3 separate regions of the Homo sapiens genome follow, and all the other regions are linked to region 1. A link is a contact called in ENCODE Hi-C data. All regions are on one chromosome and are shown on one strand. The core of a region is the stretch at or near the end of the contact, and the rest is flanking DNA. Distances in the headings are between cores, read along the strand shown.

Region 1 (4,514 bases), core at 1,434-3,933:
GCACACTCCCTTATTAAAACATCAGGGCAGCTGGGGGAGGATCCTAACTCACGGGAGGCTGTGGGGGAACAGCCTCGTTGACCCGTGTGTGACACAGCGGCTGTCGTGGAAGGCAAACTCGGTGTGGTCTGTGGGGCTCCCATGGTGGGGTGAGGCGTGGAGTCCCGGCCTAGCTGCCCCACCTGAGAGGAGGGTGCCCGGGCAGCCTCTGAGACTTGGGCTGGGACCCTTGGTCTGGAATCTGCACGCTACAGCCAGAATCTGATAGGATCCCATGTTACTCGGGGTGGGCTGTTTTTGAAGCAGCATCCACCTTTCCTCCAGCCCCAGGCTGCGGCTGCTGCCACTGGAATATTTGGGGTCTTCCTACGCACGCTGCCTGTGCTCCCTTGCGTTCTCCTGGGTGCCGAGGTCCTGGCACGTCGTAGTTTAGAGAGGCCCCATCTTCAGACTGCAGCACAGTGACCCACACTGAGGGAGTTTATGTCCACAGAGACCTCTTTGTTGGGGACAGGACCTTTCTGAGAATTCTCTGGGGCGACCACAGGCAATTCTAGGCCAGCGGGTGGGTTGTGGAACCTGACTGGGCTGACACCTGGGCTCCACAACCCACTGTTAGGGCAGGAGGATCCCACCTGTACCTTCTTGGATCCCAGGCCACTCGAATGGAGTCTGGCGTCCTTCCTCCTCATGCAGGTGACCAAACCCTCAAAGTCACTCCAGTGTGCAAAGGCCTTTGGCCACCACAGCTGTTCAAAATCTGCTGTAACTAACAGGCTCTGGTCTTCACCCTGATGTATTTATTCCACCCACGGTGGCCCATCTCATGTGGATTCCCAGTAGGCCAGCCCGTTTTCAACAAGAACAGTCTTCTATCTTCACATTAGAAACCCATTAGATTTTTGGACTTCACAACTAAATTGTGGGACAGTTTTCCAGGCTAACATTTTGTATGGTTTCTGGCATGTTTTCCCAGTGTGAATGGGGCCACTTTTGTGGAAGGGCTCCCCTCCCAAAGGGGTATTCTGCCTGGTGCAGATTCCAGCATCCCTGGGGTAGTGCCTTTGAACAGGGATGAGCTGCAAGGCCACGTGCGGTGGCCTGGGGACAAGGGCTGCCATGGAGAGTCTGTGGGCGTGCTCTCAGCCCGTGGCCTTATGCCCGGGAGTACGGTGCCATCTGTGGAAGCCCAGCCGTGAGCTTATGCAGACCCTCCATGCCATCTTAAACCCAGGGTCAGAGGGAGTGTGGCCTGGAGGTCACACGGGGTGGACTGAAAAAGCTGCATGCTTTTGCTTCTCACCTTCCTTCCAAATTAACAGGTTTTTTTTTTTTTTTTTTGAGACGGAGTCTCGCTCTGTCACCCAGGCTGGAGTACAGTGGCGCAATCTCGGCTCACTGAAAGCTCCGCCTCCTGGGTTCACGCCATTCTCCTGCCTCAGCCTCCTGAGTAGCTGGGACTACAGGCACCTGCCACCACGCCCGGCTAATTTTTTGTATTTTTAATAGAGACGGGGTTTCACCGTGTTAGCCAGGATGGTCTCAATCTCCTGACTTCGTGATCCACCCGCCTTGGCCTCCCAAAGTGCTGGGATTACAGGCATGAGCCACTGCGCCCGGACAAATTAACAGGTTTTTATTAGCAATTACTTATCCTTAAATGAATAATTATTCAATAAAAGGAATGAAATCATAAATTATTAACAATTATTGTTTTATAAAGGGGAAAATTAGTTCAAGTGAACTTTAAGGGTGGCCTGGGGTGGGGCATCTGGGCAGCTTCTGGGGTGTGGCTGCAAAGATAGAGGAGGAGGCTGCCCCTGGGGCTGGGTGGTTTGGGTATTGGGGCTGCAGGCTCCCAGGCTGGGGCTAGTGTCAAACGGGCTCCGTGGAGCAGTTGTGTGTGCATATCTTCCTTGTGCAGTCAGTCCTATCAGGAGCCGAGAATCAGCGGTGGAAATATTTGCACCATGATCACTGGCAAATGTTATAAGTCAAGGCTTCTTTTGCAGAGAAACTGGCTGTTATCCAGCACAGCACTGGGGAGCAGGAGCCTCCTGTTCTTTGGAGGAGTTTGATGCTTCTCTAGGCTGCTGCCAAGAGGCAAGGAAAGTCGCTGGGCCCGAGGCAGGTATGCCAAGTGGCTGTGCTCTCTGGATTTCCACCTGTGTGGCTGTGTCTGTGAACTTCCCCTCCAGGGCTTACTCTCCTCCAGGTGTTAATCTGGAATGTTGTGTGGACTCCCAGGAAAGCCTGATAAATAGAAGGACCCCCAACCTGCGTCCAGGCTCTGGAGCGTTCTGTGTGAAGTTGGCTGCCCTGTGTTGTGCTGTGTCTGTGGCAGCCGAATGGGCTCTGGTAGAGCCATTCAGAGAGACGGAACAGAGGGCATGTGGGGTGTGCAAACTTGGAGTGGGACCTGAAAAATCTCCTGTGGTTTTTTTTTTAACCACAGGGGAAAGTGAATGTTTACAGAATGTTAAAACCTACACCCCTTTCCAAATTCCACAAGGGAAAGGACTCACTTCTGTGGCTTTCTCCCAGGAGGTAAACAAGTCTGTCCAGCCAGGGGCGAATGTTCTGCCAGGGCACCAGCTGTTCTCGGGGCTGGCTTCCAGGACTCCAGTCCCCCAGTGTGCTCTTGTCCTGGGCTGCCAGCCTGCAGGAGCTTCCAGAGTTCTTCAGGCATTGACACCTGGTTCCCGCAGTCATGTGAGCTGGGCTTTGTGTCTGGAAGGGAAAGAACTTCCTTTCCAGAGACAAGACTTGGGCCAAAGGCCAAGTGCTGAGGTCGAAGGGAAAACCAGGCGTTAACAGGAATGAGGACAGAGCTTCTCTGGAGTCTGGCCTGGTACTTTAGTCCTACAAGGCTTTCTTAGAAGCTGACTGCATCCTGGGCTCTGGTTAGAGGAGAAAAGAAAAACTAAGGATGTGGGATTTGACCTGCCTGTGCCTGGGGAGGCATGCCCTGGGCAGGTGGCCCTGAATGAGGAGCCAAACACTGAATGATGAAGGAAAACGCCATTCCACACCCACCCTCGGCCCTGTCCTCCATTCTGGGGACAAGAAGAAAGGCTCAATTGAACCCCCATGCGTGTGGGGACTTTGGGCACTTCTCTTGCTAACTTTCCCTTTTGAATGAGAATCAGCCTCAGGTTCATTCTTAGAATAAATTTATATTAAAAAAGTGAACTAACTCAAGAAAAATGTTACATGAATAATTATAGCATTGGCAGATGGCAAATCTTTTGAAGTTTGGGAGCCTTTGCAATAGGAGTGGTTCTGATACTGAGGAGCTGGCTGACAGCAAGGCCCCTGGAGCTGGGCCTGGGTTTGAATCCTGCCCTGACTCCTTCAGCTGAATAGCCTTGAGAAAGTGGCCCAACTTCTCTATGCCTCAATTTCCTCATCAGGAAAGTGAAGAAGGGAAGGGGAGCTCAGAACCTATGGGCTGTTGTGAGGGTTAAGTGGGTTCTCCATGGGAACCTGCTCTGTGGGAGCAGCCCTGGGTACAGGATACTTGCTTGATAGCTGTTCTGTCCTTGTTCCATGGGATGGGGCTGTGAACTGAGGGTGGGGTGAGGACAAGTGGGAGGAGGGGCAGGGGAGGGAATACCCCCTGGATGCAGAGGAGGTAGGAGGCCATGGGCCTGGAGAGGAGGTTTCCTGTGCTGGCAGTGGCAGGCAATCATGGCTGGAGAAGCTTGGGTAGCCAGCAGGGGGGCAGTGACAGGACGACATGGCAGATGGTGGTAGGCTGTGCAGAGCATGTGGGGTGGAACTGCCTTCCCTCTGGCCTTTTGGAAGCACAGGCCTCGGGCTGAGTGCCTGGAACCCCCAGACTGGCAGCAACCCCAACTGTAGGAGGCTCTGCATCCTTCTCAGATCTACTCCCGCCCTCAGCACCTGCCTTGGGGGCATGGAGCAGGCAGGCTGTGCAGGTGAGGGCTTCCTGCAAGGCATTCACACAGCTGAGGTGCATGTGCCCTGAGCCGGCGACACGGAGACTGCAGCTTCCATAAGGCAAACCAGCATTTTGCACCTGCCCTCCTGAGAAGGAGGTGCCTGAGGTGCCCACCTTTCTTAAAGGTCCATCAGTGTTCAATAATTCTCTTTTTCCCATGTCTTGTATTTTCTGCAGTCATTATGGCCACTGTTTACAGGTCACCTTCAAAGGTGCCTGCAACTTCATATTTGGTCTCCACGACCACCTTGGTAGTGGGTCCTATTATTAGGCCATTTCACAGATGAGACAGTTCAGGCCCCAGTGGTGTGGGGGGCTGTGTTGGGAACCCTGCTCTCTGATCAGTCATTGTTTGGCCTCCCGTGAGACTCCTGAGTGATAAACTTGCAGGTTCAGCGCTTTCCACAGAGTCTAGCAAAACCTCAGGGAAGAGACTTTCACTTTCCATAAGGAATTTAGAACACACATAGCTTTAGTGATCTTGTTACTGGCTGAGCTGGCATCACTACTAGCAACTCAGCTCATGTCTCCTGGGGGCCCTCGCTGTGCC
Region 2 (4,130 bases), core at 1,276-3,775, 1.4 Mb after region 1:
AGGGTCACCTTCAGGCATGGAGGGTGGGGTTGAGAGAACAAAGGGAGCAGCTGTCTGTTCAGAGCCTCCTTTCCACCCTCGCCACTCCTGGAGTCACATTCCAGCCCAGGTCCGCAGCATCCCAAGCTGGGGACTTTGTCACCCCACAGGGCACCCAGCTGATCAGGTCCTCTCAGTCTGGGGAGAAGAACTCACAATCCTGGCAATGAAGGAACTCAGGGCCCACTGGAAAGCCACACTGAGCAAAGGACAAAGACACACCCAGGCTTGCTCTGCAGGACTCCATTTCTGGGAAGCTCAAGGACAGGCGACAAACGAGTCTATAGGGCAGGATGGGGGCTGCCAGGGCAGGATGGGCATGAGGGTGAGCTGCAGAGGCAGGAGGACACACCGTCTGGGGCAAGGCAGATGTCACAGGTCTGGACAAAGTGGTAACACGGGTATATGCGTTAATGAAATCCCCCAGATTAGACATTTTGTTGTCTATAAATTCTACCTCACTCACAGTGATGTTCTAAACTCAGGTGAGTTTTCCAAGCAGTGCAGAGGACCAGCGCCAGCAGCATGACGCCCAGAGGGGAGGAGCAAGAGACACCCGTGGGCTCCCACATTCATCCTGTGGCTGCTGCTCCCTCTCCTGACACCCCCACTGCCTGCCAATGGGTCTCACTGCACCTTCCACCCGGCCCCACCCACAGTTACCATGAGACTCCAGATCGTTCCCTTCCCTGCTCACACTCCCTCCAGGAGCTTCCTCTTCCTGGAGCAGGCATGCCCAGCCCCGCCTCAGGGCCTTTGCACTGGCCCTTCCCGCTGCCTGGGGCTGTTTCCTGTCTAGGCAGGGCTTCTCACCTTTCCAGTCTCATAGAGTCCTCCCTGACCAGGTCCAGTGGCATCATCTCTCTCTATCCCATACTCTCACTTCCAACAGAGAGACTAATTTCCTGATATTAATTATTGATCACTATTCGCCATCCTCCCACACACCCTAATGCTGGGCTGTGCAGTGCCACAGCCACCAGCCACATGTGGCCACAGGGTGCTTGAAATGGGGCCAGTACAATTGACACCCACATACACAGGGAATTTCAAAGACTCAGTACACACACCCAAAATAAAATAACCTATGTTATTAATGATTCTTCTTATGTGTTGAAATAATATTTTGGATATATTAGGTTAAGTAAGAAATATTATAAACATTACCTTCACCTGTTTCTTTTTTACTTTTTGAAATGTGTCTCCCAGAAAGTTTTAAATTGCTCCTGGGTTCGTGTCACATTTCTGTCTGGCAGCAGCCCTGCAATGTAGTGTCCATGGCTCGGTCACCCAGGCTCCGTCTCTAGCTCCTAGACTACCTGGTGCAGGGGGAAGCTGGTGAAAAGTCTGTTTACTGAATAATGAGTTGTGAAAGGAGAACCCAGAGTTTTTTACTCAAATAAAGGTTAATTCTTCTGTTTGAAAAGTTCCCTAGCACAGGGCATGGCCTGAGTCTCCTGTGGCCTCTGGAATCACACCTCTGCCTTAGTGATTTCTAGACCTTGACCAAATGCTCACGGATACTCAGGACCTCTGAAGACTCCGGAAGGCCGAGACCTCTATCTTTCCCTTTTCTGAGGAAATGAAGCTAGGGGGTCGTATGCTTTTAGGGCCCAGGGGGCCTTGACACCTCTCTGGAGGGCAGGGTGACCTAAGCTTGGGAGGAGGGACAGGTCTTTGGGAAGAGATGGAGCTGAGGGGGTGGAGTGGGTAGAAGGGGGGCATAGGTGTGGAAGGGGTGGGGGAAGAGGGGCCAGGAGTGGGGTGAGAAGAGGGGAAAGAAGAGGATAGGAGGGACAGGGACAGGGAGAGGCCAGGAATGGGTAGGAAGGGAAGACAGAGGAGGGGCGGGACGAGGGAGGGGCGATGAAGAGGGGCCGAGCTGGGGTGGGGGCGAAGTGGGAGCAAGGACAGGAGTGGAGGAGGGAGATGAGGGGCATGGGAGGCGGTGTCTGGGGGTTGAAAGGGGAAAGGGACAGAGGAGAAGGAGCCTGAAGAGTGGCGGCATGGAGGGGCCCGAAGTGGGGAGGTGGGAATGGTCGGATGGATGGGGAGGAATGGGGAGGATAGGAGAGGCAGGGGAGGCTGGAAGACAGTAGGAGAGGAGGGGGAGGGGAGGGGAGGGGATGGATGGGAATGGATAGGGAAGGCCAGGGAGACTGGGGGGCCAGGGGAGGAGGGGAGGGAGAGGGGAGGCGGGAAGGGAGAGGAGAGGCCGGGAGGGGCTGGGAGGGGAGGGAAGGGGATGGATGGGGAAGGACAGGGAAGCCTGGAGGGGCAGGGGAGGCTGGGATGGGAGGAGACTGATAGGGAGGGACCTGGAGGCGGGGAGAGGCAGGGGAGGCGGGGAGAGGCAGGGGAGGCGGGGAGGGAGAAGGGAGGTGGGAGGGACGAGGCGTTCCGGAAAAGGGAGTGCAGGCCGCGGTGGGGTGGGGCGGCGAAGGCCGGAAGGGATAAAACCGCAGTCGCCGGCCTCGCGGGGCTCACGGCCTCGCCTCGGTATCGCAGCGGGTCCTCTCTATCTAGCTCCAGCCTCTCGCCTGCGCCCCACTCCCCGCGTCCCGCGTCCTAGCCGACCATGGCCGGGCCCCTGCGCGCCCCGCTGCTCCTGCTGGCCATCCTGGCCGTGGCCCTGGCCGTGAGCCCCGCGGCCGGCTCCAGTCCCGGCAAGCCGCCGCGCCTAGTGGGAGGCCCCATGGACGCCAGCGTGGAGGAGGAGGGTGTGCGGCGTGCACTGGACTTTGCCGTCGGCGAGTACAACAAAGCCAGCAACGACATGTACCACAGCCGCGCGCTGCAGGTGGTGCGCGCCCGCAAGCAGGTGCGTGCCGCCCCCCGCAGGGTCCGAAGCCCCGGCCCCGCCGTCCCAGCCTCCCCCCGCGCTGCTCCCGGACCCCGTGCTGCTCCTCTCCGGCGCCTGGGCTTCTCACCCGGACCCTGTTCCCGGTCTTCGCTGTCACCCCCGAGCCCTTGGCGGGCGTGTCCGGGAATGCCCTGAGTCTGGCCTGGCCTGGAACCGCACGGACACGTCAGGTCCGCGCCCGGCGCCTAAGATCAGCTTCCAGGAGCCAGCTCGAGCTGCGCCGCAGCGCGGGGGCAGGCACAGGACGTCCCACACAGCTCTGTCCCGACCTCCTGGGACGCTGGGCTCCGGGTGCGCTGCTGAATACGCAGGAGAAGGAAAAACAGAGCCCCTCATCTGGCTGCCTCCTTGTTCTTCCACCAAATAATTTTTAAGCACTTTTGTTTCTTTTAACTTTTTATTCTCCCGTAATTTCAGACTTACAGAGCAGCTGCAAAATAGCACAGGGCATCCCTGTAGATCTTTCACCCAGATCCCTCAGATGTTAGCACAGATGTTAACATTTTGCCCTGTTTGTTCCCCCCAGCTCACTTTCCGAATGTGAATATGGGTGTGTGTATATGTACTGTATATGCATTTTTTGCCTGAATCTTTTGAAAGTAAACACTTCAGTGTGTTTTTCCTAAAAACAAGGGCAATATCGCACATAATCACTATTCCATTTTGAAAATCAGCACTGACACATTCATGATCTAATGCTCAGACTCATTCAGCTTTCCCTGTCTGTTGACGGCCTTCGTGCCCTAGGACGCTCCTGGGCCATGAGTGCATGAGTTCAGCCCTGTCCTGTCCCCTCGGCCTCTTTTAACCTGCAGCAGCAGCTGGGTCTGTGCCACGACCGTGCCATTTCCCAGGGTCTAGCAGGTGTGGATGGAGACTATGCTGACTCTGGGTGGGCTTGATGCTGCTCAAGATGAGATCTAGGCCATGCGGCTCATCCTCCTCCCAGAATACTCTCCGCAGGGGCCACACGTGAGCCTGGCACCTTGTCCTGCAGAGCCCTGCTTCCCTCCCCAAGTCACACCCCTGGGCACAGTCCCCTAGGACTAGCGGCCTTCACCCTCAGGCCGGCTGACCACCCCCTACATCCCAGGGCAGCTGAGTCCCTGCTGGGGTGGAGCATGCCTGACCCTGCCTCTATCAGCTGATGCAGAGTTAGACCTCAGCCAGATGAAGACACCCAGCAGACCGGAGTAGGGGGTCGGATCGGGAGGGAGCTTCAGTAGGG
Region 3 (4,432 bases), core at 1,637-4,136, 1.9 Mb after region 1:
CAGCCTATGGGAAGAGGGGCAGGCACCTGCCACCCACTGGCTGTCATGGCACCAGAAGGTCACACTCCAGTGGCAGGAGAACGATGGGCACTGCCCCATCCCTCTCTTAGCTTCAAGGCCTGCCCTGGGTGTGAGGGGCAGTACACTGCTGATGGTGCTGGCCCAGTAGCATTGTGCATCCCATGCAGCCCAGCCCTGGCATACAAGCCTGGCACACAGGCACCAGACCTAGCTGCTTCTCCAGTCACCTGCTTGCCTGCTGTGGGGCCTCAGGGCACACTCTGCCCTCACCCATTTTAGGAGCTGCCTCTTCCTCAAAGCCTTCTGAGTCCTCCCCTTCCCTTATGGGTGAGCCCCTCCCTGCCCCTGAGATCTCTGGGGGCACCTGTGCGACTTCTTCCCGAGGTGCCCTATACAACCCCTTGCCTAGTAGATTCAGCTGTGTTTTCTCAGACACCACAAAAGGCTTGTGCATTCTCTCGGGAGCCAGCCCTGGCGGCCTGGCAGGAGGAGCTTGGAGCTCTGTGTGCTGAGGAATCTGGAGCTCGCCCAGGCTCAGGTGCAGGGTTCCATGACAGGCTAACCATGCCTGCTGGGGAGCAGGGGGCACAGCGGAGGGTCAGGCTTTGGGAATCCATGTCCCAGGCCATCGTCACAGCTACACAGCTTTCTTCTTTCCACTTCTCCCTCAGATTTTCTAGCCTTTAAATAGGGTTCCTACAGATGAAGAGAAATGTCCCAGATAGAAACCCCACTGCGGAAAGTGATCCCCTCCCTCTGGGAAATAGAATCTCTGAAGAGGATCTTAGGCAGGATGGCACGCTGTGAGTTCAATCAGCTTTCTCAAGTGTGGATCTCAGGTGAAAACCAGGCCAATTCTCACCACACATCAGGGTCTAGGCTCCGTTTCCTGGCAGTGAGTCAGAGGGGTGACCCGAGGCTAAAGGCAGGATGGCACCTGGTCTAAAAATGGCCATGGTTAATCCTCAGGGTAGCAGCAATGGCATTTTTTGAAGAGTCAGGCCAGGGTAAATAAACTCTTGAGATGTAAATGTTTAGTCTTCTTTATTTCTGCCCATCTTGAGCAGAGCCGGGCCCTAAGCTCTGAGCAGGTTTAAATTCGCACAAGTGATAGGTCCCCCCTGGAGATCCTGCATCCCAGGTGCACTCAGCCCTGGCCTACAGTTCTCCTACAAAAGGCTTGTTCCTAGAGGACATTCACACATCAGAGGGAGAGTTAAGCAACATCATTTATTTGACTCTTCACTCACTTAGCAAACTTCGACTGAGAGAAGAAATTGAGTTTGTTTGGGAGCTGGTCCCAGGGAGCAGGAGGAAGAGGAAGAGTCAGACAGGGAGGAGGCAACACAGGGTGTGTTTCTGGGCCTTTGAAAGCACGCAGATTGCCTCTCAGAATTGTCCCTCTGAAGGACGAGGCCATATGCACTAGCTCCTACCTTGGGGACACTGGTGCCCTCCCCCAAATACCCTTCAGGTGGTGCCTGCACTCAGGCTGAGGAGGAGGATGTCACGGTGTAGGTGCAGGGAAGGGTGCTATCAGGAAGCACAGCTGTGTCCACCACAGCTGGGGGCCACGGGCCTGCACCTCCACACAGGTGTTGGCTGCTGCAGCCTGGGATGGTCCTCTCTCTCCAGCCCCAGGTCCCTGTGGCTGGGCCATAGGAGTCGCTCAGAAGACTTCATCCCAAACTCACAACTACCATCCTCATCTGAACCTTTGGAAGTCATGAAAATGTGGAAGCACTGGCTGGAAGTTAGCAAGCAGGTTATTATCGAGGCAATGGCTTATGCCGTCTTCCTGGGACCTCCATGTGGAGGAAGCCGGGGCTGCAGCAAGACCTCTGTCTTCGCCCTCGCTGTGGGTCTTGGATCTCACCAGAGCAGGAATCCTTTCAGACCATGGTTTCCTGGCTTATTTGTTTTGTAAAAAATCTGCTAAAGAGGGACTAAGAAGATGTGAAAGCCACATCCACGTATTTTAAAAGTTGCACATATTTTAAAAGTTGCACATAGAACAGGGAGGAGCTTGTCCTGTGTATCCCAGAGGATAAAGCTAGGGACAAGGGTGCTCTGTGTGTGTATGTGTGTGTGTGTGTGTGTGTGTGTGTGTTGTTTTGTTTGTGGTTCTCTGTGTCATCCCCATAGGATTTGAGAATGAGGGGAAGTAAAGGAAAACAAAGGAACACTTTAGATTGTCCTCTTGAAAACTCATGGATTTCCAAGCACTGTGCTAGAAGCTGCCACATCAGCATCTTCTGGGAACTTGTTAGAAAGGGAAATTCTTGGGCCCACCTCAAACCCACTGATTCTCATACATGCTCAGGTATGAGAATCACTCTTCTAAATATAGGAAAAGATCTTTCTAACAGATATCATTGACCAAAGTTGCAGTGCCTTTCCTCATGAGGTGGTGAGTGCTACTCTTCTGGAAGCATTCAAGAGAAGGAGTAACCATTAGTCACGCATGTTGCAAAGGAAGTGAACACAACAGGTACAGAGTTCAACTGAAGTCACTTCCTTGGTTGCTCAGTATTTTAGCAAACATTTACTGACCAGCAGTACTGGGCACTGTTCACAGTGACAGGCGACAGGAATAGAAATCCACAGAAGCTCCCCGTTCTTGCCTGCTCCGAAGACTGAAGTCCAGCAGTCTCTCATGCTGTGGGCCCAGACACTGCTCTCTGTCTTGACTGCCAAACCCTGGCTGGCCAAGTGACGATTCACCATCCTTACAACATACTCCAGTCACTGAAGATTCCCCACGGAACCACCACCTTCCTGCTCAGGCCTCTTCATCTATCCAACAGGAGGAGGGGAAAGAGACCATTGACCCAGGACTGCCCTGGCGTGCATGAAGCCCTGAGTGAGGGCTGTGGCAACTTCCCGGCCTGCACACACTGCTGCTGCTTTCTTGGTGCCTATGAGTCATGCCTTGTCACCCGTGTGACATTAATCACTCAGTGGGACTCAGAAATCCAGCAGATGAATTCTGAAACTGAGTTGGGGAGGAGGCCAAATGTCTCATCGTGAGATGAGTCCCAGGGTACAGTCTCGGACAGATGAATATTCTAGATTACAAGGCTTAGCACTTTAACCAGAGAATAAATACAGACTGTGGTTGTTTCCATGTATTTAAAAAAAGTAAATTATGACACAAGTGATGCACATTTGTTCGGGGAAAGTTACAGTACAGATGGGCAAAACCAAAGAAAAAAGTGCATCAGTTCCCCTAAACTCCACCACCCAGAAACAATTGCTATTAACAGGAGGACGTGGTTTACTTCCAATGCTTTTCTGGGCACATATGTAAGTGTGTGTGTGTGGCAGTGCAACCGTGGAATCGCATTGTAAGACTTGACCCTAACACAGCTTTCCATTTAAAGTATATTGTGAATACGTTTCTACGTCAATACATTTAAATGATCAATTTTAAAGCTATCTAGCCCTCTACTGGCATCAATGCAAATTTTCCTCAGATTGTATCACGTTTAAAAAGTTTTTCTAAGATACACCACACACTCTCCTGCCTTCCCTTCCTGTTTTCTAATCCAAGTACAGAAACATGACATTGCTTGTTTCTAGGTGCCTTGGGGTCGCTGTTATTCAGTGAACCCCTCAGGATGTAAAGTTTCAATAAAGAAGCAGTTTGGTAGAGACAAAAGAGCTCCAGATTAGAAATCAGGATAGCTCTGGGCCCCTGTGCACTCAGGCTCCACATGGTTATGCACAGAACCTTCAGAACCTTCAGATTCATCACTAGCAGGATGGGTCCAGGGCGTGGGTCTTTGCTATGAGATCACCTTAGGTACCTCTGGAGGAGCTGGTCACACCAGTGATAACCCTTTGGAGAGGAGAAAGTCAATGGAGGAGGAGAAGACATGCCTCAGAATCACACCCCAGTTGTTGCTTGAAGTGTGGTCAAGGAGCTGCTTATCTCCACCCACACCTCCTCCTGGACACACAAAGGATATACATTCCTGGGCCCAGTTCAGCTCTTCCAAATTGGAACCTTTGTGGGTGAAGCACAAATAACATGCTTTTAAACAAGTACCCCTGAAGTTTGTCACAGAAAGTTGAGCTCATTGCTCCACTCCTAAAATGTCATTTCTCTTAAACATCTGAAACGGTTCTGCTCGGAGAGGCCACCTGTTGACCACTTGCTTGGCTGCTTGGCCTCGTAGGGCAGGGGGCAAGCAGGAGACAGAGGAAAGATCAGGATCGACATTTTTCTTCAGTGTTCCATAGGAAAACCATTCTTTTATGTTTCTCTTTGGCATTTGCAAATACACACCAAAGATTTGCCTCCTGTGAGTTGTTTTTTTTTTTTTTTTTTTGGCGGGGGGTGGGGGGTGGGTAGAATGTCCTTGCCCAGCCCCTTCCTCACTGATTCTTAACCCTTCCCTCTCCCCGG

What was found. A loop is a pair of places that touch in the nucleus more often than their neighbours do. Pooled maps may share reads with other maps.
Region 2: a map of sigmoid colon shows a loop between it and region 1 (3-fold over the local background). The contact joins the promoter of CST3 here to the enhancer-like site in region 1. A Hi-C loop is called at or near these places in 1 of 168 maps with a recorded cell type or tissue (sigmoid colon) and 8 of 50 pooled maps.
Region 3: a map of gastrocnemius medialis shows a loop between it and region 1 (7-fold over the local background). The contact joins the promoter of LINC03125 here to the enhancer-like site in region 1. A Hi-C loop is called at or near these places in 1 of 168 maps with a recorded cell type or tissue (gastrocnemius medialis) and 8 of 50 pooled maps.

What each region holds. Positions count from the first base shown.
Region 1 is chr20:25,038,085-25,042,598 of GRCh38, reverse strand. The region is part of intron 2 of ACSS1 (acyl-CoA synthetase short chain family member 1); the gene reads left to right. Among named protein-coding and RNA genes, the nearest start is that of ACSS1, 18 kb to the left of the region's middle. Within about 2 kb of position 2,683, at least 24 of the 41 ENCODE cell types and tissues checked have a DNase peak (open chromatin) inside an H3K27ac peak, as active enhancers do; they include gastrocnemius medialis and sigmoid colon, where a contact is called at or near this core.
Region 2 is chr20:23,636,350-23,640,479 of GRCh38, reverse strand. CST3 (cystatin C) reads left to right here and starts at 2,525. Exons shown (of 3, transcript NM_000099.4): 1 at 2,525-2,860. The coding sequence starts at 2,618. RefSeq lists silencers at 2,371-2,710, 2,741-2,990.
Region 3 is chr20:23,146,557-23,150,988 of GRCh38, reverse strand. LINC03125 (long intergenic non-protein coding RNA 3125) reads right to left here and starts at 2,886. Exons shown (of 6, transcript NR_199692.1): 1 at 2,575-2,886. RefSeq lists enhancers at 1-743, 2,238-3,437.